Linked DNA regions of Homo sapiens: regions 1 and 2 are each linked to region 3. The links are chromatin loops, found by intact Hi-C in ENCODE. Cell type or tissue: Caco-2. All regions are shown on one strand. Links, peaks and the distances in the headings refer to the core of each region. The heading gives the core; the rest is flanking DNA. Region 1 overlaps GLIS1 (GLIS family zinc finger 1). Region 2 overlaps GLIS1 (GLIS family zinc finger 1). Region 3 has its middle 27 kb from the start of DMRTB1.

The links. Peaks named below come from ENCODE experiments on the same cell type or tissue, not always from the same donor. Only the 100,000 strongest peaks of a DNase experiment are listed, where the experiment ranks them.
Region 1: a loop joins it to region 3, with 11 times the contacts of the local background. A loop is called at or near these places in 4 of 110 quality-filtered maps.
Region 2: a loop joins it to region 3, with 3 times the contacts of the local background. A loop is called at or near these places in 3 of 110 quality-filtered maps.

What each region holds. Positions count from the first base shown.
Region 1 is chr1:53,633,700-53,639,768 of GRCh38, forward strand. The region is part of intron 2 of GLIS1 (GLIS family zinc finger 1); the gene reads right to left. Among named protein-coding and RNA genes, the nearest start is that of GLIS1, 100 kb to the right of the region's middle. In Caco-2, for the core only: no CTCF peak of the experiment used is centred there; a DNase peak (open chromatin) is centred at 3,021.
Region 2 is chr1:53,567,992-53,576,339 of GRCh38, forward strand. All of the region lies in intron 4 of GLIS1 (GLIS family zinc finger 1), which reads right to left. Among named protein-coding and RNA genes, the nearest start is that of DMRTB1, 110 kb to the left of the region's middle. In Caco-2, for the core only: no CTCF peak of the experiment used is centred there; a DNase peak (open chromatin) is centred at 4,600.
Region 3 is chr1:53,481,974-53,490,321 of GRCh38, forward strand. No RefSeq gene overlaps it. Among named protein-coding and RNA genes, the nearest start is that of DMRTB1, 27 kb to the left of the region's middle. RefSeq lists an enhancer at 1,854-2,474. In Caco-2, for the core only: a CTCF peak has its summit at 3,669 (motif pointing right); a DNase peak (open chromatin) is centred at 3,698.

The DNA.
Region 1 (6,069 bases), core at 1,070-6,069, 150 kb after region 3:
ATAATTCTTTGTTCTTGGGGGCTGTCTTATGCATTGCAGGATGGTTAGTAACATCCACATGCATGCGTGCACACACCCAGGTGTGAGAATCAAAAATGTCTCGGCGTGGGGGGGATAGGGGGAGAAATTGCCCCAGCTGAGAACCACTTTAACAGGATCACTTTGGCCACTGTGCCAATGGGTGCAATGGCAGAGAGACCAGTTATGAGATCACGAATCCACCAGTGAACAGAGAATCATGGCGGCTTCAGCCAAGAGTGGGTGAAGTAGCTGGATTCCAGATCCACTGTGAGTGCAGAGGCATCGGGATTTATCAACAAATCAGTTATCAGGGAGTAAGAGAGAAAGGCCAAGGATGGCGCCAAAGTTTTCATCCTGAAGTCTTATAAAGATGGAGTTGCCGTTTCCTGGGATGGAGACGATGGGAGAAGGAACGGGTTTGGGGAGGACATCAGGAGCCGGATGCTGGTCACAAAAGTTTTAGACATGTTTAGACACACAAATGGAAATGCTGAACAGTGTCTACCAGCAGATCTGCAGTTTAGGAGCCAGCTCAGGTCTGGAGATAACTTTGGATCCATAGCAAGTAGACAGTGTTTGAAATGCAGTAATACAGATGAGACCACAAAGGAATGAATATAAAAAGAAAAGAAAGGGTCCAAGGGCTAAACCCTGAGCTCGCCAATGTTTAGAAGTCAGGGAGTTGAGGAAGAGTAGCCAGAGGGGAAGGAAACCAGGCATGAGTGGCGTCCTGAAGCTGTGAGAAGGAAGCGTTTCCAGGCGTGTAGAACGCTCAGCTGTGTCAAGGCTGCTTACAAGACAGACAAAATGAGGCCTGAGAATTGCCCAATGTGAGGGTGGAGCGAGGAGGGCCTCACTAGAGTTCATTTGTGAGGGAATGCGGGGAGAGAAACGAGACATTGGGCATAGACAACAATGGGCTCTGGACTCTTCTAGCACCTGTGACATCCTCTCGGCCCCACCGCTATTCCAGCCACTGCAGCTGCGGCCAATTGAAGGCAGCTTCCACAGTAGCAAGCACCTGCGAGGCCACCTCACACGTCCAACCCCAGAGTGGGTGGGGGTTAATGCCTCTGGAGCCACCTTGACCCAGGGGTATGGAAGCCCACGAATAAACGCTTCCCCTTGACAACACTGAGATGCATTCCTGCAGCTCATTAATGCATTGGCTCCCCACCGCCTTCCATCCCCCATCTCATTCCTGCTCCCTGGGATCACTTCCCAGGAACATTACCTAGACCAGAGCATGACAATCTCTGCTTTCAGGGGAGTCCAGGCTTAGACAAATGGGAAGGAGGCTGTAGTTGCATGTAGAGTCAACAGAGGTTGTCTCTGTTGTTGTTTTTTTTTTAATTCTTTTTTCAAGAAATAACAACAGGATTGTATGCTGATAGGGATGATCCAGGAGAGGGGCAAAAATTGATGCAGGAAAGAGAAGGGAGAACGGCAGGAGCAGTGGTGGCTTTGAGCAAGTGAAAGGAGGGTCCACAGTAATACTTAGGAAACCGACCGTGGACTGGGCCATAGAGCAAGCCTCGATAGTTCAAAGAATTGAAATGAACAAAACATGTCCTCTGGCCACATGTGAAAAAGACAATCAGAAATCTCATATATTTGGAAATTAAGAAACATGGCCTACAACCGGAATCAAAAACATAACGGAAATTTAAAATATTTTGAAATAATTAATAATGAAAATGCTACATATTCAAACTTCTGGAATATGGCTATCATATTCCCTAAGAAAAAATTTATGATTTTAATGTCTTAAATGTGTTTGTTAGAAGTGTTGAAACTTAATAAGTTAAATATCCACCACAAGATGTTAAAAAAAAAAAGCAAAATGAAGTAGCAAGAGAAACTATAAAGGCAAAAGTCAGCAATATAGAAAATATATATACACAGGCACACACTACAATAGGATCATAAACAAGACTAAAGCTGGTTTTTTGAAAAGATGAATAAAATCAGCTCTTGAACTACTGACAAAGACCACAAGAAAGAAGGAGGAGGCACAAATAACTAGTGTCAGGAATAAAACTGAGACAACACTTTATGCTGCAGGCAATACAAAGATGTTTACAGAATATCATGAATATTTCAAGCAAATAATTTGTGAAATGTACTCAAAATGGACAAATTCCTAGGAAAATATAATTTATCAAAACTGATAAAGACAACGGAAAAACTAAATAGTCCAATAGATATTAACATAATTGAATTAATGGTTTTAAATCTTCCCATAAAGAAAACTCCAGACCCAGTTGGCTTTTCCAGTAATTGCTATCCAACATTCAAGAAAGAAATAATTCTATTCTTATACTCATTCTTCCAGAGACTAGAAAAAGGGGGAATACTCTCCAGTTCACTGTATAAGGCTAGGAAAACTTTGGCATTAAACCTCAAAAAGGAGGCTATAAGAAAGGAAAATTACAAGTTAATTTCATTCATGAGTACAGACACAAAAATTCTAAATAAAATATTAACAAATGAAACCCAATAGCATAAAAACAGGAAAAATACATCATGACCAAGTCAGGTATATCCAAGGAACTCAAAGTTGATTTAACATTAGAAAATCACTTAACGCTATTCACCACATTAGTAGATTTTAAAAGAAGACCCTATGATCATCTCAACAATTGCAGAAAAAAGCATTTGATAAAAATTCGACATCCACTCATGATTTTAAAATAAAAACATTAACCAACCCCGAAAAGAAAAAAAAAAGCTTCCTTAATGTGATAAAGAATATTTGCAAAAAGCCAACAGCAAATATCACAGTTGGTAGTAAAATGCTGAATAGATATTGGAAGCAAGACGTCTGCCATCACTGCTCCTATTGGACATTCTGTGTAAGGCTCTGGGAGCATGGAAAGGCAAGGAAGAGAAGTCAGAAGAGGAAGGACTTGTGAAGGAGCTGACACCCACACCCAGGCTTCTCTGACCCCAGCCCACTCATCACTGTCACCTCTCAGCTCACCCTGAGCATCACCTGTCTTCAGTCTACCTGCTCCCTCACTCAGTCACTCGGCGACGCCTACTGGGCCTTCTGGGAGCCCATGCACTCACCTGCATTTTCTGACTCACGCCACTCTCCACCTGCGCTGTTTCTGACTTTGCTTCCTAAGGGGCCACACTCAGTGCAGGGACCACTCCTGTATTACTCTGTGAGCTGCAGTGTCCCTACCTCAGCTCCTTCTGTTCGTGGGCAGGACGAGGTCTGACTCACCTCTGGGTCCCTAGCCCCTCACGTACAACAGGTCGCAGTGAGCGCTTGCTGCAGGACGTGAGGGTGACTGGACATGGGAGCTACAGAAGGATGCTGCCTCCTCAGTGGGGCCTTCCCACTCACCAACATGCACTGGCTTCTTCCCTAGGAGACCACTTCCACTGCTGTGCACTGGGCAGCTCCTCTGTGCCAGCCCTGGGCTGGTGGGCACTGACACCTAGCTCCCCCCGGCAGGCTGGCAATGGCCACACAGCCAGAGCCCCACAGGGGTCTGTGGGGCAAGCAGGTACCTCACCCAGCCACAAGGTCAGAAGAGGCTCCCAGGAGGAAGGAGCCTCTAAACTGAGGAATAAATGACAAGTGGATGTTCATGTCTGAAGGAGGGTGATGACGGGAGGATACCCAGGGATGGGGAGCTACAAGTGGGTCCCTGAGGGTGACACGATGTGAGTGCAGCAATGAGACCAGAGAGGTCACTCTTCTATCTGTGAGAACCGTGGACCCAGCTCCCCTAAAACACATGAATGCACTGATAAGATGGTGCACATACCTTAAAGCCCATTCCCACACCCGAGGTTCAAGAATATGGACTATAGCCTGAGGATGGCAAAGTCAAACTGTTGCAGTCTTAGGGGAAGAAAAGTACACATACGGCTGATTTGCTGCTCATTTTCACCCATAACCTTGGGCAAGACTCAAAATAATACCCGCAGGGCCTAGGCTGCCCTAGGACAGACACTCCACATCCAACATACAAGGGTCCTGCAGGCTTTGGCTGGTGGCCTCGCAGTGACTGTACCATTGTGGGGAAATGTCACCATCCCCCTTGTGAGCACCTGCGCAGCTACCAATTGCAGAGCTCTCACCATGTATCAAGCAGTGATGGCCAGACCTGGGCCAGACAGTCAGGGGAGAGAAGCGTGTTCCTGGAACAGAATACATTTGTGCAGAGGACAGGGGCATGGAGGAAGCTGGTGTTTCTGGGGCCTGGCTGGAGGGCCATCAGTGCCAGGGGACCAGCTGGACACCCATGGGAGATGTTGGCCCCTGCAGGCCAAAGCCTGCAGCCTGAACGTTATAATCCTGAGAGAGGGAGGGAGCCAGTATCCCATCTGGGTTTAGAGGGATCACTCTGGTGGTCTGGAGCCACACATGTGGTGGGGACTGCCACGGGGAGAAGCACAGAGGCCACACGGTGTAAGGGTCAGGGAAGTCCTGGCCTGAGAGATGCAATATATGTGGGAGGGGAAGCAGAGAAGGCACCTCGGGGAAAGGGAGGGTTCCTTGTTTCTCTGCATTGTGACAGATGATAACCACAGGCCCGCATGGTGCTGGATACCATAACCCAAAGACAACGTGGTCCGTTCCCATCACAGCAACCACACGGGTGTTGCCTGCAGGAAACCAAGCTGAGCAAAACAGACACTGGCCCCAAGGGGCAGGCCTCCCCCAGGCCAGTTCAGGCCCCAGCTGAAAGATGACGCAGAGACCCACACAGGGTTAACCAGGAGCCACTACAGAGAGTGAGAATCTAGCTGTGACCAAGCCAGTCCTGAGCCCAGTCTGTCCTCCCTTGTTCCCCACTGCCCCCCAACCCCACTGCCACCCAATCCCAAAGCCTCATGACCCCAGCAGGGCCTCTGAGGCCCCATGGAGCAATGGCAAAGACCCTGGCGTCTGGGGGCAGAGAGTCCAGTGTCCATGTCCCAACTGCACATCCCGTGAGGACCTGGCCAGCCTACCTCCCTGTCAATAAGCCCCTTCCAACCCTAGAACCCCCCACACCCAGAACAAGGAGTGGGGCAGGGGCAGCCAGTGGACATGAAAACGAGGGTAAACCCTGGAGGGAGTGGCCGGGGGAGCACATGACGAGGCGGGCCCTGACCAGGAGGCAAGTCATAGCAGAAGGGGGACTGCCAGGCTCTGGGTTGGCCCTGGGTGACCTGAAGGTTTCAGACAATCACAGTCCCTCTTGTGGTCTGGACTTCCTCATGCACAAACTGGGGCAGGGAGTGGAGGGCAGAAGGAACAATTTGGACCAGATGACGCCAAGGTCTTCCAGTTTCTCAGAGTGGTTGACAGCACCGGCCCCTGAATCAAAGGATTGAAACTAGGATCTGCCACTGGTTAACTGTGTGACTTTGAGCCAGTCCTTATTCTGACTGAGCCTCAGTTTCCTCATCTGTAAAATGAGTCAATAATACCTACACCCACAGAGTCATTCTAGAGATGAAGCCACACCAGCCGATGCAGAGTACCCACATGACACTGGCCACACTCTCCAGCATTACACTAAGGGAGCTGCGGGCTGGCAGGGCGATGGCATATCCAGAAAGTGCCAGTGGGCTCCACCAGTCCCACCCTCGTTCGGAGGTGTCCCCTCCCTGCAGGCTGCTCTCCTTCCCATCTCCCATTGGCCCGCAGGGTGGCAGCAGCCGTCTGGGAGGCTGGACTGAGCCGCCACTCTGAGAACGCCTGTCCCTCTCGGGGCTGGCAGGAGGCACCCCATAAATCAATCAGTAAATTCCAAGCAGATGCGCACAGGCTGTTTTGGTTGGAACCCTGGCCCTTTTCTGTGGTTGCAGCGAAACCAGACTCTCAGGTGATTCACAATTTGACGGAGGCCTAGAGCTGGATCCACCAGAGGGTGACGATAATATTTTCTTTCCTGTCTTACCTCGGAGACAGGGTGGGGCTTTTTTTTTCCAGCCCGCTATCCTGGGCCGACAGCATACTCAGGTTTACTCAGTGAATATTTATAAACCTCCAGGCTTGGGAAGCCAGTCTCAAGGACCAGGAGCACTGCTGTGGGCTTC
Region 2 (8,348 bases), core at 1,617-6,616, 86 kb after region 3:
GGCCTATGAGAAGAGGGCCACAGAATGGAGACCCCAGAATGGAGATCCACTGACAGCTTGCACCATGTGCCTGGGAAAGCCACAGGTACTCAACACCAGCTCATGAAAGCAGCCGCGGGGGCTGTACTCTGCAGAGCCACAGGGATGGAGTTGCTTGAGGCCTTGAGAGCCCACCCTTTACATCAGCATGCCCTGGATGTGAGACATGGAGTCAAAGGAGATTATTTCAGAGCTTTAAGATTTAATGACTACCCTATTGGGTTTTGGACTTGCCTGGGGCCTGTAGCCCCTTTGTTTTGACCAATTTCTCCCTTTTTCAATGGGATAATTTACCCAATGCCTGTAGCCCCTATTGTATATTGAAAGTAACAAACTTATTTTTTATTTAACAGGCTCGTAGGTGGGAGGGACTTGTCTTGTCTCAGATGAGACTTTGGACTCAGACTTTTGAGTTAACGCTGGAATTAGTTAAGACTTTGGGGGACTATTGGGAAGGCGTGATTGGTTTTTAAATGTGAGAAGGACATGAGATTTGGGAGGTGCAGGGGTGGAATGATATGGTTTGGCTCTGTGTCCCCACCCAAATTTCATCTCAAATTGTAATCCCCAGGTATCAGGGAAGGGGCCTGGTAGGAGGTGATTGGATCATGGGCGGATTTCCCCTGTCTTGTGATAGTGAGTGAGTCCTCACAAGATCTAATCATTTAAAAGTGTGTGGCACCTCCCCCTTCTCTGTCTCCTGCTCCACCATGATAAGACATGCTTGCTTCCCCTTCACCTTACACCATAAGTGTAAATTTCCTGAGCTCTCCCAGTCACGCTTCCTGTTAAGCCTGTGGCTCTGTGAGTCAATTAAACCTCTTTTCTTCATAAATTACCCAGTCTCAGGTAGTTCTTTATAGCAGTGTGAGAACAGACTAATACAGTAGGTGAATGGGTAAGTAAACTGTGTTGCATCTAGACAATGGAATATTATTCAGTAGTGAAAAGGAATGAGCTATTGAGCTATAAAAAGACCTGGAAGAAACTTAAATGCATATTACTAAATGAAATATGCCAATCTGAGAAGGCTACATACTGTATGATTCCAACCATATGACACTCTGAAAAAGTACAAACTAAGGAGACAGTGAAAACATCGGTGGTTGCCAAGGGAAGGAGGGATAAACAGGCAGCACACAGAGGACTTTTAGAGCAGAAAAACTATTGTGTGTGGTCCTATAATGGTAGATACATGTCATTATACCTTTGTCCAAATCCACAGAATGTACAATACCAAGAATGAACCTTAATGTAAACTATGGACTTTGGGTGATAATGATGTGTCAATGTAGGTTCGTTGATCGTAACAAATGCACCACTCTGGTGTGAGATGTTGATAGCAGGGGAGGCTGCGTGTGTGAGGGCAGGGGTATAGGGTAACTCCATGTACCTTCCACTCTGTTTTGCCGTGAACCTAAAACTGCTCTAAAAAAGAAAGTCTATTTTTTTTTTTAAAAAAGCCTTTAATCTGAGAGAAAGAGTCCATAAAAATCCTATAGGAGATATTACACTTAATGGTAAAATATTGGAAGCATTTAAAATCAGGAGCAAGACAAGGAGGTCTACTATCATTATTTCTGAAAAAGATAAAACAAAGTATAAAAATTGAAAAGGAATAAAATGTTCTTTATTCACATCTATGAAAGTCTATATAGAAATATCAAAAGAATCTACACAAAAATGAATAGAAATAATAAGAGAATTTGGCAAGTTGGCTGGGTATAATATAAATATTTAAAAAGCGATTTTATTTCTATTCACCAGGAACAAATAAAAAAGTAATTAAAAAAGATAAAATTCACAATCACAACAAAAAGCATAAGAAGACTTATAATACATCTTTAAAAGAAAGATATATAATACATATATAGAGAAAAATATAAAACACTGTAGAAAGTCACAAAGAACATGTTTATGAACAATAAGAATTAATAATCATATAAAGAGGTCCTATTCCCGTTCCCCCCAACCAAATTGATCTATAGAGTAAATGGAATTCCAATCAAAATCTAATCAAGGTTTTCCATAGAAATTTCTTTCTTTCCCTCCCTCTCCCTGACCTCTTTTTCCTTTCTCTCTTTCTTTTTTTATTATTTGAGTTGAGATCTTACTCCATCACCCAGGCTGGAGTGCACTGGTATTTATAATAGATAGTTTACTGAAGACTTGAACTCCTGGGCTCAAGCAATCTTCCTACCTCAGCCTCCCAAGTCACTGGGACTACAGGCGAGCACCATTCTTGGCTAATTTAAAAAAAAAAAAAATTGTTTAGAGATGGGGGTCTTACTATGTTGCCCAGACTGGTCTCAAACTCCTGGCCTCAAACAATCCTCCCACCCCAGTCTCACAAGTAGCTGGTATTACGAGTGTAAGCCACTGCACCTGGCTTCGTGGAAATTTTAAAGTTGATTCCAAAATACACATATGGAAGAGCAAAGTCCAAGAAAAGCCAAGGAACACTAAAACAAGACTGGGGTGGGAAATAGCGGGGATGGACTTTTCTACTAGATACTAGCAAAAACTTTTTATGAAACTATGGTAATTAATGTGCTGTGGTATTGGTGCAGGGGTAGAAAAACTCAGTAATAGAACAGAAGTGCCCAGAAATAGGCTCATAGATATACAGAGTCTCTGATATATGACAGAGTGGCACTACAGATCACTGGATTTGCAGATCACTAGTAAAAAGATAGGCAATCCAACAAACGGCTCCCAGAATAGCTGGATATCCAGCTGGAAACAAATCAAACTGGATTCCTACCTCATACCATATACTCTAATTCCAATGGATTAAAAATAAATGTGAAAGTAAAAATGTAAAATAAGCCCTCCCATTATCAGAGGATTTATCTGTAGCATTAAGGTAGAGAAGGACATTTTACTGCAGACACAAAAATACAAACAATAAAAGGAAAGATTGATAAATTCCACTCATGAAAATGAAAAGCTTCTACTAAAAAAAAATACCATCAGGAAAGTGAAGCTAAGTCACAAACTGACAGAAAATATCAAGAATTCCTATAAATCAATAAGAAAAAGACAAACAACCAATAGAAAAATGGGCAGAGGACGTGAAAGGACTTTTACAGAAGAGGAAACACAAATGGCCTATAAACTGTGAAAAGTGCTCAACCTCATTAGTAATCAGCTAAAAATGAAAATTAAGACCACGAGATGCCATTTCACACCTGCCAAACTGGCATAGTTACATAACATTTTTGAGGACATAGAACCACAGGACTTCAATATGCTGTAGGTGCGAGTATAAGCGGAACAACCACTTTTGAAAACAAGCCGGCATTTTCATACATTCCCTAAGCCAGCAATTTCATTTCTAGGCACACATTCTAGTGAAAATGTTCCATAGGTTCAAAAAGAGACATGAACAAGAATATTCACAGCAGCGTTGTTTGTACTAGCAGAAAACTGAAACAACCCAAATGTCCATCAACAAGAGAATGATTAAAGTTTGAGTTATTCACAGAATGTAATAGTATACAGTAGTGAAAATGAATGAATTATAGCTGCACACAATAATATGGATAAAAATTTTTTTTTTTTGAGACAGAGTCTCACTCTGTCACTCAGTCTGGAGTGCAGTGGCACGATCTGGGCTCGCTGCAAGCTCCACCTCCCAGGTTCATGCCATTCTCCTGCCTCAGCCTCCCAAGTAGCTGGGACTATAGGCGCCCGCCACCATGCCCGGCTAATTTTTTTTGTATTTTTAGTACAGACGGGGTTTCACCGTGTTAGCCAGGATGGTCTCGATCTCCTGACCTCGTGATCCGCCCGCCTCAGCCTCCTAAAGTGCTGGGATTACAGGCGTGAGCCACCACGCCCGGCCAAAATCTTAAAAATATAATATTAAGTGAAAAAACTGCAGAGACCACATACAGTATGAGACTATTTTTATAAAGCTTTAAACCAAGCAAAACCAAACAATATATTGTTTAAGGATACATATGTGTGATGAAATCATGTTAAAGAAAGCAGCGAACACTAAACAGAAAATAGGCAGTAGTTCCAGGAATTCACAGATGTTCATTTTGTTATGCTTTATTGCTTACACATATTTGCATGTATTCTCTTGAATATATCAAATATGATATAATTAAAAAATTAAACATGAGTCAGGGCTCTGGGGCCAAATAGTACTTATGCAAATCCTGGTGTCTCCACTTCCCAGAGCATTGCCCTGACAAGTATCTTTCCTTCTCTAAGCTTCCATTTATTTCTCCATCTGTAAAATGAGAATGGTGACACCTCCCCTGTGGGTATTGGGAGCTCATCCTATTGCAGCACAGTATCTGGCATGTATGAAACACTGAGCATTTACTACTTTTATTTTTACTATTAATAAAGATCAGCGCAGTCACTGGCAGGGCAAGGACCCAGACACCCCATCCACCTGATCCAGTGCTCCTTCCACGACACCAGCTGTCCTCTCTACCTGTTTGCCCACCTCCCTTTGGGCTGCAGTGGGGAGACTCTTTCCAGCCCTGTCATAGGAGCAACTACATCAGGTGGCACCATGGCCAACAGCCTCCGTGCAGTCAGGGGACGTTTACATTCCTGGTGGATTAAAATTCTCAGCAGGCACTGCAGCAGCCTCCAGGCCTTGGTGATTAATAACACAGCCCAGTGCTGAGAGCTCTCAGAGAATGGCTGGCAAGGAGCCAGCAGGATGGCACAGGAACCTATTGGACACATATGAGCTCTGGGGACAGAAACATGCCTCTTTCTGGCTCTGGCTGACCCCATTGCCTGGAGCTGGGGCAAGGGAGGAGGGTCAGTGGCCCCAAGGCCTCCTGTCTCAGGGGTGAAGGCTCCAATCCTAGCTGCGCCTCTGCTTGCTGCAGGCACAGTCAAGCAAGCTGCTTCACTGCTTGGGCTTGAGTCTGTCATTTGTAAAACAGCACCTAGCTCAAAAGTGTTAGTGTGCTCAGAACAGAGCCTAGCACACCAAAGGCTCAGTCACTGTGTTTTGTATTTTTCTTTGGAGAACCAGTCTTACAGGTTACCACCAGCAGTTTATGGGTCCATCTTCTTGAGGGCTGGAACTCAAGCTGAATTATGTCTGTGTCCCAGGGTCCAATGCGAGCCCTGGTATGGAATACAGAGCTTCAGCGAATGTTTACTGAGCTCAATTACCAAGTGGCAGGCCAGCCTCTGCTCCCACACTTTGGGGATGGAAACCTCATCCCTTCTGTCTGCTGGGGAAGGTGCCGCCTGTTAGAAAGTCCATCCTGGTACAGAGCTGAAACCTATTTCAATAGCTTTCTCCCTCTAAGCTTTGAGAATGGGGGAAGGACAGTGGCGGTGGGGGGAGACCCTCCACCCCCTCCAATTTATGTCCACTCTCCAGGGCCCAATCCAGCCCACCCTTCTTGGTGTACTTCCTCTGACCACCCCGGCCTGAAGGAATGGTGCCCTCCTCAGGCTTATAGAGCCCACATTCCCAGACCTACGTTGTATGGACACACACAGAGATGTGCAGACACACACAGCCACACGTACACATAGTTACATGGTCAAAAACTAACACACAGGAGGACACATGACATCTTGACCCATGTAACACGTTCAACCATACAAATGTGCCACACAAGCACATGCACATGTACACGCACACACACATGCACAGTTAGAGACGTGGTGTGAGGAGCACGCAGATGCATGCACACATGGGCCCTCAGACACAGGAATGTCAGAAGCCAGGGTGTCAGGGTCGGAGCTTCTTGAGGGAGGCAGCCTCAGTGCTTTCCTAGAAATGGACTTGGTATACCCTGAAAACATCCCTTCGGAGTGGCTCCGGCTAATGCTGGAGACCACAGATTTCTCCTTGGTTGCTCAGCAAGCCTGGCATCTAAGGGGCTCTTTTAGAAACAGCATAAACAGACACTCAGGGCATCCTTTCTGCTCCATTCCATGCACTACAAATGGTAAGGCAATGACTATTAGAGCAGCAGCTGCTGCAGGCCAGCCAGCTCCTGCAAAGATAGACCAACTGCTGCTCCATCCTGCAGCCGGCTCCAGGCACTCAGATGGCAGAACTCCGTGATCTGGGTGGGGCCTCACCACTCTGAGACCACCCACACCTCTGTGGTCCTGGTTCCAAGTTCCTTCCAGGGCACTGTCCGTGAGGCCCTCCCTGGTCCAGCACAGCTCTGAGCCTCAGTTTCCACACATATCACTGGGCCTTTGGTCAGCTTCCCCTGCCACTGCCCCATCCAGCCTGCCTTCACCTCAGGTCCCATTCACTGCTCTGTCCCAGAATATGCACCGCTCTGTACCCAGAACATGCACATGGCCTGGCATATTCTGGGTACTCAATAAGATTATTGAATGAATGAACACTTCTCACCTTGGAAGACAGGCATCATTACTGCCACAAGCAGCAGGGCCTCCCACGCAGTCTCCCCTGGGAGATTACCTGTATACTAATCCCCCTCTCAGGCTCTGCTCTGGGACACCCACCTAAACACCATTGTACAGGTGAGGAAACAGAAGCTTCAGAAAGGTAAAGTGACTTTCCCCCGGTCACACAGCACAGCAAGCCCTGGGGACTAGTTTTGGGGAAGAAGTTTCTCACCCTTTCTCTGCCTGGAGAGGCTGGTGGGTCATGATGTCTGCTGGTCCCCAATATGAGTAAAGGAAGCAGCCCCACCTGGGCCTTGTGTCTAAGCCACATTTGTCATTCCAGCTGTACCATTAGCAAGGGGCACTGTGATCCTCATGGGGCCATGGGGTCTAGCTGTGAATGTGGTAAAAAGCTGGGGCAGGAGGGCTGAGTTTAGTCAAGGTTTGGCCACAGGCCCGTTGGAGGGAGGATGTCTTCCCTCGCCCACAGTCAGGCTCCTTCACAGCAACTCTCTTAACAAATGGTGTGATCACTCCGGGGGCAGGGTGGGCAGCCCCGGTCTGAACCTCACATCTCATCTGGGCCCTCACTGGACACCTTGGCCCAACACAGAGGATACTTGGGCCAAGTTGGAAAACTGCTTGCAAGCACAGTACTTTCCAGCAGCCTATATAAATCTGGAGAAAAGGGGTTATTAAACCCTGGGAAATGGCAACTAAAGATACTATGTTCTTGGAAAAATTTCTAGAATTAAATTATCTGTGAGTTATCAAGAACGGAGCACAGATTGCAATTAACATCCCGGCTGCCTATGGGCGCTGGCCCTCACGGGGAACAGGAAGCTCACACAAGCCTCTGTTCACACACGCCTCACGCCCCCCTGCTTCAACCCTCCTGCGGTCTCTGCAGCCCTGAAGACAAAGCCCAAGCTCCTCAGTCTGACATCTACAGTCCCCCATCACCGGGCCCCTGCCTGCCTCTTTGGCCTCCTCCATCACTCCATGCTCTGGGCCTCACACAACTCTCATCTCCAAGCTTTGCCTATGCTGGTCCCTCTCCTGGGACACCCTTCCTGTCCTTTAGCACCTCGGTAGTTCTTATCAAGCTTTCCTCCCCACACGGGGCCCTAGTGTCCAAGTCCCCTCCTCTGAGCTCCTGCCTGTCTTCCCTCAGGGTATCCATCCCGTGGTTGGTTGTGTGACTTGGGTCACAAGTGGCTCTCCTTGTCTGGACTATGAGCACTTCCAGGGCAAGATTCCTGGCTGTGTGGCCAACACTCAGCACAAGGCAGGACATGGAGCAGGTGCTTGGTGAATGAATGCAGGATTGAGTGAATGAATGAACACACACAAACAGTGACACCCATGCAGGAGCAGCACTGGGCTGGGATGGGTGCAGGAGGGGCTACACAGGAGGATTCTGTAATGCCCTCTGATTATGCCGCCCTGCGGGTCCCCTCTGTAAGACACAGGGCACATGCACAGTCAGGAGGAGATCAAAGAGGGCCCCAAGGGGGTACAGTGGGCACGAACAACCAAAACCACTCTGCTCTTGTGTGTCCCCAGGGAAAGGACAGTCAAAGTCATCACTCCACACCGTGCTTGCTGCACCCCAGGGCTTAGCAAAACACCCTCAGAGGAGACAGACTTGCTTTCTCTGCCTCCTCACCTCAGATGCCCACCGCCCCTTTCCTACCCGTCCCCCTCACCAGCTCCTGGAGACGTGTACCCCGGGTACTTCACACTCCACACTCAGCAAAGGCCCTGTTTCTGAGGCCAGGCTTCCTCCCTGATCCAGGCCCAGCCACATTGGGTGACTTCCTATCCTGGTCTCCTTCCCCAAATCCTCTCTCCTCCATCCTCCTCAATGCCCCCTCCCAGATCCACACATCCTACTGGGGCATCAGATGCAGGGACAATCTCAGCTCCAGCACTAGCTGTGTGAC
Region 3 (8,348 bases), core at 1,313-6,312:
ACCACCCCCACACGACACGCATCAGGTCAGTCCCCTGCCCCCAACCCACCAATGGCCTCTACTGCTCTTCAAATAACCCCCTGACCCTTGGCCTGGGCCTTGAGATTTGGAGCCATCTGGCCCCCACCAGGTTGGTACATGAGAGACACTCATCATTGGTCCAGGACACCTTCACTTGTTTGTTTGTTTGTTTTTAATAATGTGATAAGCACCCATGAATCCATTGCTCCAGACAAAAATCCAGGCCCGGACAGTATCTGACCTCCAGCCAGCGGACCCCCATTGACTCTCACCTCTCCGGCCTCAGCAGCCAGAACCCGGAATCCCTTTGCCTCCTGCACTTGCTTTGCTTGTTGGATTTCATTGCATCCATGTGTATGCCTAGATGGTCTTTTGAACAGCTGTTTTAGGATGTAGTCTTTGGGGCGAGGCTTCCTCACTGAATATGACGTTGCTCACATTCACCCATGGTGTGGTGTTGTGTGCTGCTGCCTTCTCTGCTACAGGGTACTCTGGGGGCATCCTGGGGTTCTCGTGCTCTTCCTCTGGCATGTGGGCATGCAGGTTACGCTGCGGGGAGCAGGGCTGCTGTGGATGTCACTGCCCAGGTCCTTGTTGGTCCACCTCTCCCCACACCTGCTACTCCCCTTCCTTTCTCTCACCCCCCGCATGCCAGCCACACTGGCCTTTCTCCATTCCTTTGAGCTCGTCCCCACCTTGGGCCTTTGCTCCTACCGTTTCCTCTCCCAGGAATGCTCTCCTTGCCTGGCTCGTCCTCATTCTGGTTCAGCTTGATGGCATCTTCTCAGATGCCTGCCCCAACCCACTGGGCTCTGTAGCCCTCCCCTCCAAACATCTGTCCCCTTGAGGGCAAAGTATTCCTGGGGGGCTAAGGGAGGGACTCCAGCAGATGTGGCTGGAGCACAGGGTGAGAGGGTGGGGCAAGAGATGCGCTGGAAGCGGTTGGAGAACAGATGCCGGAAGGGCCTTGAATGTCATGCCAAGCAGGTCCGAACACGCCCCAGGCTTCAAAGTGTGTTAGGATCCAAGCCCCAGAGGAGGCCTCCGGCAGCCAGAGCACTCCCCTAGGCCCTTGAGGAAGGGCAGCTACTACATGTGCTTCAATATGAGGCAAGAGGTTCTCCCCAAATATGGCCCTCAGAAAAGAGGGGGTTGCTCGTTTTGAGTCTATATAGTTTCACAGTTTTTAGGGGGCACTTGTTACTTTATTTTGAAAATCAAAGTTGTGGCTGGAGAATGCACGTTAGATTAAAACATCCTCAGCTGTTATGGATGCTCCTGAGGGCTACCTGCAAAAGTGGTGGAAGGAGGATGTGGAGAACCTTCTTACTAACAGGCACCATCCAGAGCGGTGTGACCCGGGAAAGGTGACAGTGCCTGAGGCCACTCAGCCAGGCTGCGTTCTTTGAAGCATGGGGGCTACACAGCGCAGGTTCATCCTCCTTGTTTTCAGAAGGGGAAACCAAGGCCTGGGGAGGTGAGTGACTTCCCGAGGAGCAGAGCCAGGCCTGGAATGCAGCATCTCTGCCTCCAAGCGCTTCCAGCTTTTTCAGTGTAAATGCAGGGCAACGCGAAGGGCACAAGGGACACAGACCTTTCTGCTTTCTTGGCCTTGGTGGCATAGATGATGCTGTTGTGGGGAGCATCAGCTTTGCAGCCAGGAGACCTGAGTTCTAATTCGCAGCTTCTTCCCGACCCAGCTGTGTGACCTCAGGCAAGTTACCTCCCCTTCTCTAAGCTGGCTTCTCTGCGAGTGGAATGATAGCAGTGCCCTTTCCTGGGCTGCTGTGAGGCTGCAGCCTCTGCAGAGGTGGGAGGGGGTCAGGCCCGTGAGTGTGGGAGCCAGGGGTGTGAAGGGGACACCAGGGTGGGGTAGGGGAGCTGTGTCCTCTCTCTGAAGTGGCCAATGGGGCAGCTAGGATGTGGCCCTGCTCAAGGGGGCCCAGGTGCAGCAGAGCAGGGGCAGGAGGGGCCTGGGTGGCCATTCAGCTGCACTCACAGCCCTGTGCCCAGCAGGTCCAATGGTTCTCACCATGGGAACATGTGTTTGCCACCACAGGCCTTGGATATCCTGTAAAACTCACAATTTGTTCAAAAGAATAAAGAGCATGAAAGGGGCTGCCCGGCCTTCATCCAGGGCTGGCAGTGGTGGGAACGGCCCCGAGGCTGCTTTCCATTTAAACAAGATTTGGAGGCGTCTGTTCTGTCAGAGCTCTGGGTCGGGAAGCCCTCCCCGGCACAGATCGTGTGCTCGACTCAGGCTTTGGATGGAGGACATAGGACCTCACTTCCCCATCTGTAAACAAGGGTAACGATGGGGTTATGACATGTGATAAAGGATGAATGTATGCAAAGTGCTTAGGCCTCAGTGGGAGAGCAGGTGCTGGGAAGGGTTATCGTTATTTCTATAGGAGACAGATGTGTGCAGACTGACCCCCGAGGAGCAGCACTGAGATTCAGGGAGACTGGGTCTGGGGGACATGGGAGGACCCTGATCTGCTGGAAGAGGCAGGGAAGCTTTCCTTGGTGGAAACAAGGGACAGGGTAGACAGAGGTGGGTCCCAGCAGAAAAAGTGGCATGTGTAAAGGCTCTCAGGCGGGAACAAGGTTTTCATATTTGAGGAGCTAATAGAAACTCCCCAGGGCTGAGAGGCAGGGGCCAGGTCGCACGGGATCATGCCTTAGAGGCTACCAGCCTGGGCATCAGTGAATGCTTCCCAAAAAGTGACACACGGGCTTGGTGTCAAGGAGCAAGAAGGCATTAGTATTGTACAGAAGGGTGTCCCAGGCAGAAGGAACAGCATCTTCGGAGGCCTGGAGTCCAGGGAGCGCAGGCACAGTGTATGGTGAGGCCATGCCGGGCCTGGGCCGGGCCAGCTCCCATCCCTGTCTGTTGGTCAGGAGGACGCAGTTTCACTTTGTCCCACTCGCCTCTACCTCCGGGAGACTCAGCACACCCAGTGTATGCAGCCAGCTAACAGGGATGAGATGTGCTGTCTGCTGAGCTGGCTCTGGAGACCCAGGTGCCATTTGGAGCCTGTGAGACCCCTTCTTAGGGGAGTCTCAGCCAAGAATCAGGACAGCACCCGGATCTCTGGCCTAAGTGGGTGATGTGCTGAGATGGGAAAGTAGGAGAAGGGTTTTGGGGTGCTGAGCAGGAATGTCTGTGAGAAGCTGCAGAAGGGGTGGGGGGCAGCTTCCTGGGGCTGAGCTCAGGAGGGCACCCTGCACTGGGGATGGAGAGCGGATGCTGTCCGCGCAGATGTGGTGTGCAGTCCTAAGGGGCAGGGTGCCTGCGGACAGGGACGGAAGCCTGAAAAGGAGGCAGCCGGGGGATGGAAAGAAAGCCGGGACAGGCGGGAGAGGCCTGGGTTCCGAGTAGTGGGCTGAGAGTGGCACTAAAGAGAACAAGAAGGGTATTGGAGTGATCGTGAGGTGGTAAGAGACAAGTGAGTGTCAACACATCCTTTACAAATTAGGCTATCACCAGGAGGACAGAAATAGGGAGGAAGAGACGAGGGAAGGGGTCTGTGGGGGCCAGCGGGGATCAGCAGCCTCCAAGGTTCTTTGGGTTCCAATCTTCCCTGACGACTTGGTTTATTTATGGCCAGGGGCTTGTGGGGAAGGCAAAGGAGTGGCCGCGAGGGGGCGCCAGGACCTAGCCCAAGCCCTCCTCCAAGCGGAGACTGGGACGCTCTCGTCTTTACTCAATGTGTTTCCAAGGGGATGTGAGCTGCGATGACAATTTTGAGTTTCCATGAAGCAGGGTCTCTCCTGTCCTCCATCAGAGACTTGCGGCCAGTCCTGCCAGTGCCCTCTAGGCCCCCATTTCCGTTGGTCCGTGGTGGTGCCCTCCTCACCCAGGTGGTGTGGAAGTGGAGGGGTGGATGGGAGGCACGGGCTGAGAGAGGGCCCACGGGGCCTATGCCTCCCTGCCCGGCCCCACCCATGCCCCGTGGGGCCCCGTGAGTGCTCTTGCCTGTAAGGACGCCTCCCAGCTCCGAGGATATTTATTCACCAGCCCGACCTCCACAAGCACGTGGGAAGTCACCAGGACTATGTTGGTGAGGAAACTGAGGCACAGGCCACTGCATGCTTTCACGCTCACCTGCCTGAAAATCCCCGCTGCAGGGAAGGCTGCACTCTGGGCTCTGGGGCTAGGGTGGGCTGTTTCTTCTCTATTTGCTGCGAGTACCCAGTCAGAAACCACACGGGACCAGGGTTAGGAGCTGCAGATACACAAACCAGCCCAGTAGAAGGCGGTCTCCTCACAGAAAGAGCACTGAGTCCAAATGCAGCCCTGGTGCAGGGGCTTCCAATGTTAGATGCTCTGTGGGGAGGCCAGGAATCTGCATTTGGAGTACTTGCCCCAAGTGGATCTGAAGGCAGGGTTGGGTGTGAGACAACCCTATGAGAAGCCACTCTATAGATGAAGGTAGCTTGTTAAGGGCACGAGGCTGGACTGCTGCTGCCGAGCCCCAAAGTCACATTTATCCCTTTCTTCCTTTGTTTAACAGGCATCAACCCATGGGGGGCCCTTGCTGTGCCCAGGGTGCTCAGAGAGAATTTACAACCAGTCCAGCCTCCGAGAGACTCGCAGGCTAGAGGGGAGACACTCACCTACAGCAAGCAATGAGTGCAATGTGATCATTGCACCTGGGAAGCTTGAAGGAAGAGTGCTCCGGACAGAAGGAACAGCACGGACAAAGGCCTGGAAGCAAGAGGCAAGGCTGAAAAGAGCAGGGCCAGGGAGAAGGCTGAGTGACAGGAGGAGGGCCAGGGCTCAGGTACAGAGGGGCAGAGCCCTCACCAAGGCCTTTGAACCTTAAACTGGGGCTGGGAGAGCCTGGGCGTGTCTCACACCGCTCTGCAACTGTCCTTTTACTTGAAAGTCTCCCACCATCCTGAGGACTCCCATGGCTGGTGAACTCTGTGAACCCACTCCTGGCAGGAGCCCTGGCACCCCCCGAACACCACACTCTAGTGTCAAGCTGTCCCCACTGGAATGCAGGTTGGGAAGGAGGCAATGGAGTGGGGTGGGTGGGAGCTGAGGTTGCAAAATTTGGTGGAAATGGGTGGGGATGGAGGCAGTGGGGAAGGGGAGGCGGTGGGGAAGGGGAGGCGGGGAGCTGCTGATTTGTTTTAGAGCAAGAGGCTCTGGGCTGCTTTCTAAGCTGCAGCATCAAAGGCTGCCTGGAAACATGTACAGAATAAGGTGGAATATTATGGAAATTGTCCTCCCTGCTTTGTGGCCTGGGAATTCATGATGATTGAGAAGAATTTCCCCTGGTCTCATATTTATCCCTCTCTTTGAAAGTAAAGCTTTTGGATCAAATAAATAAAAATTATGGTCATACATTTCTTCTGAACTCAGCTGACTTCACCAGCCATACTGTAAATGGATGGAACTTTTTAAAAGCTGTTCTTCCAGGGTTGGAGGGTCAAGCGGACTTGCCTCTTGAGAGTCAGCGTGGTAAGGTTCCAGTGTTCATCCTTCCTGCCATCATGCTTCTGGTCACTGGCACCAAGAGTGACCTGGCAGTGGAGGGCTCTGGCACCATCCTGACGTGGCCACGCCAGGGTCTTGTGCGAGTCCCTTAGACTTGTTGAGCCTCCGTGTCTTCTCTGCCAGGATGGATTAATTATACCTACTGATCATTCATGTTTATTTTTCCTAAAGTAATATAAACACATTGTTTCAAAAAATCTAATGGAACTATTGGCCAAGAAAGAAAACCAACAGTCCTCAAATTATCCCCATCTCAACCAGTTCCAACCCAGTTCCACTTTCCAGAGGCAGCTGCTCAAGTCCTCAAGCTGCTTCTGTCTTCCCTTTCATACCTCAGTCCAGCATGTTAAAAACGCTGTTTCCCCCGTCTCTACTAAAAATATAAAAAATAGTGAGGTGTGGTGGCGGGCGCCTGTAGTCCCAGCTACTCAGGAGGCTGAGGCAGGAGAATGGCGTGAACCCGGGAGGCAGAGCTTGCAGTGAGCCGAGATTGCGCCACTGCACTCCAGCCTGGGCAACAGAGTGAGACTCCGTCTAAAACAAACAAACAAAAAATCGCTGTTTCTCGCTCCTCCGAGAGACATTTCTATGGGCTTCCTGGGCAGGGCAGTGGGAACCTGCCTTTCTCCCGACGCTCCCACACTTCCTCTTCCCCAGCTCCTGGTAGTCAGAGCACATACGTTTTCACTAAATCGATATTCTGGATTTATGTTGTCATGATTATGTAAATATTTACTAATCCAAGTACTGTAATCTGATTAGTTTCTTTTCCTCATGCTTTTACCGTTTTCTGGAATTAATAATTGCCTGTTTTCTCACTGGCCTAGCTGTCTACGTTTCTATTGCTAATTCTTCCCCAGACCTTCTAATAGCGACGTCCAGCACCTCTCACATCACTCTCATACCCACCAATGCATCCAAGCATCTGGCTCTGCTAGCCCTGGACCAGCCCTCCACTTCCTACAACCCAGCTGTCCACTTGGACTCTGCTTGCCACTCTCCTGCACTGGGATCCTTGTTTGCAAGAGGTCTTGGCTTATTCCCTCAGTTTAGGAGAGCTTTCCTCTGATAACTTTTTGAAAAAAAATTTAGAAAATACTTCTTTTTGGCAGTGCGCGGTGGCTAATACCCATAATCCCAGTACTTTGGGAGGCCAGGCGAGTGGATCACTTGAGCTCAGCAATTTGAGACCAGCTTGGGCAGCATGGTGAAACCCTGTCTCTAAAAAAACAAAACAAAACAAAAATTGTGTGGTGGTGCACGCCTGTAGTCCCAGCTACTGGGGAGGCCAAGGTGGGAGGTTCATGAGCCTGGGAGGTGGAGGCTGCAGTGAGCCGAGATCACACCACTGCACTCCAGCCTGGGTGACAGAGTAAGACCCTGTCTCAAAAAAAAAAAAAGAAAACAATTTTTTTTTGTAGTTTTCGCACGTCTGAAAATTCCTTATTCTATGCTCACCCTTGATTAATAGTTCAGCTGGGCATAGAATCCTGGATTAAAAATTGCTTTCATTGAAAAATTTTAAGTCTTTTGCTCTACAGTTTTCTATCTCCCAGTGTTGCTTTGAGAAATGTGATGAGATACTGTTTCATATTTTTGTAAGAGGCTTTCTTTTTTTCCTCCTCCTTCTCCTTTTAGGATCCCTCCTTCATCCCTGCTCTTCAGAACTTTTCGAATGCCATGTCTTGGCACGGGCCCTTTTAATCTGTAGCACTGGGCACTCAGTGAGCCCTGTCAAGCTGGTGGCTTATATCCCTTGGTCTTCAACATTTTTCTTCTGTTGCTTCTTTGATAACGTTCTTTCCTCCATGTTCTCTTTTCCCCCTTTCCGGAACTTTTTTTTTTTTGAAATGGAGTCTTGCTCTGTCACCCAGGCTGGAGTGCAGTGGCATGATCTTGGCTCACTGCAAGCTCCATCTCCCAGGTTCAAGCGATTCTCCTACCTCAGCCTCTCAAGTAGCTAGGATTACAGGTGTCCGCCACCAAGCCTGGCTAATTTTTGTATTTTTAGTAGAGATGGGGCTTTACCATCTTGGCAAGGCTGGTCTTGAACTCCTGACCTCGTGATCCACCCACCTTGGCCTCCCAAAGTGCTGGGATTACAGGTGCGAGCCACTGCGCCCAGCCGGGAATTTTTATTGGTCAGATACCAACTTCCTGGATTGATATTCAAACCTTCTCATTAATTTTTCCCTATTTTTCATTTATGTGCTTACTCTCTTACCTTCAAACTTTCTATCAGAGCTTTAATTTTGGTTATCTTTTCTGTTTGTTGGTTTTGGTTTTTTTCTGCTGCCTGCATTATCTCTGTTTCCCCCAGCTTTTGTTTGTTTGTTTGTTCCTGGTGATCCTTGGTAGATGACTGGTATAAGAGTGAGGCACTAAAAAGCCAATGGGAAGCTCTGTGAGCCTGATTGGACGGGTGAGGCTTGTTGACTATGAGCTTCACTGGGGTGACCTAGGGGCAAGTCAGCTTCTTGGGGTGGGCTCAAAATGCCCATTTCTAGAGGCCAGTTTTTCCAGAGAAGCATCTCCACCTTCCTGTCCAAATAGCCACTTGGTGTTTCTGCATCAGAATCCCCTCTGGTCCAGTTTCTGTGAAGGATAAACCATCATCTACTGGTCTTCTGGGAGTGGGATGTGAGTGGCGGAGGGAGGACTAGCTGCTTGGTTTTCGGGGGGCCCCAGGGAGTCTAATAGCTCCTACACTGACTGTCAACCAACCCAGTCCCCTCTTTTTACTCCACCCTGTCTCCCACCTTCCTCAGGACTTGGTGCCTCTGAGTCCTGGGTGTTTCTGGGCTCTGTGGGAGACCCT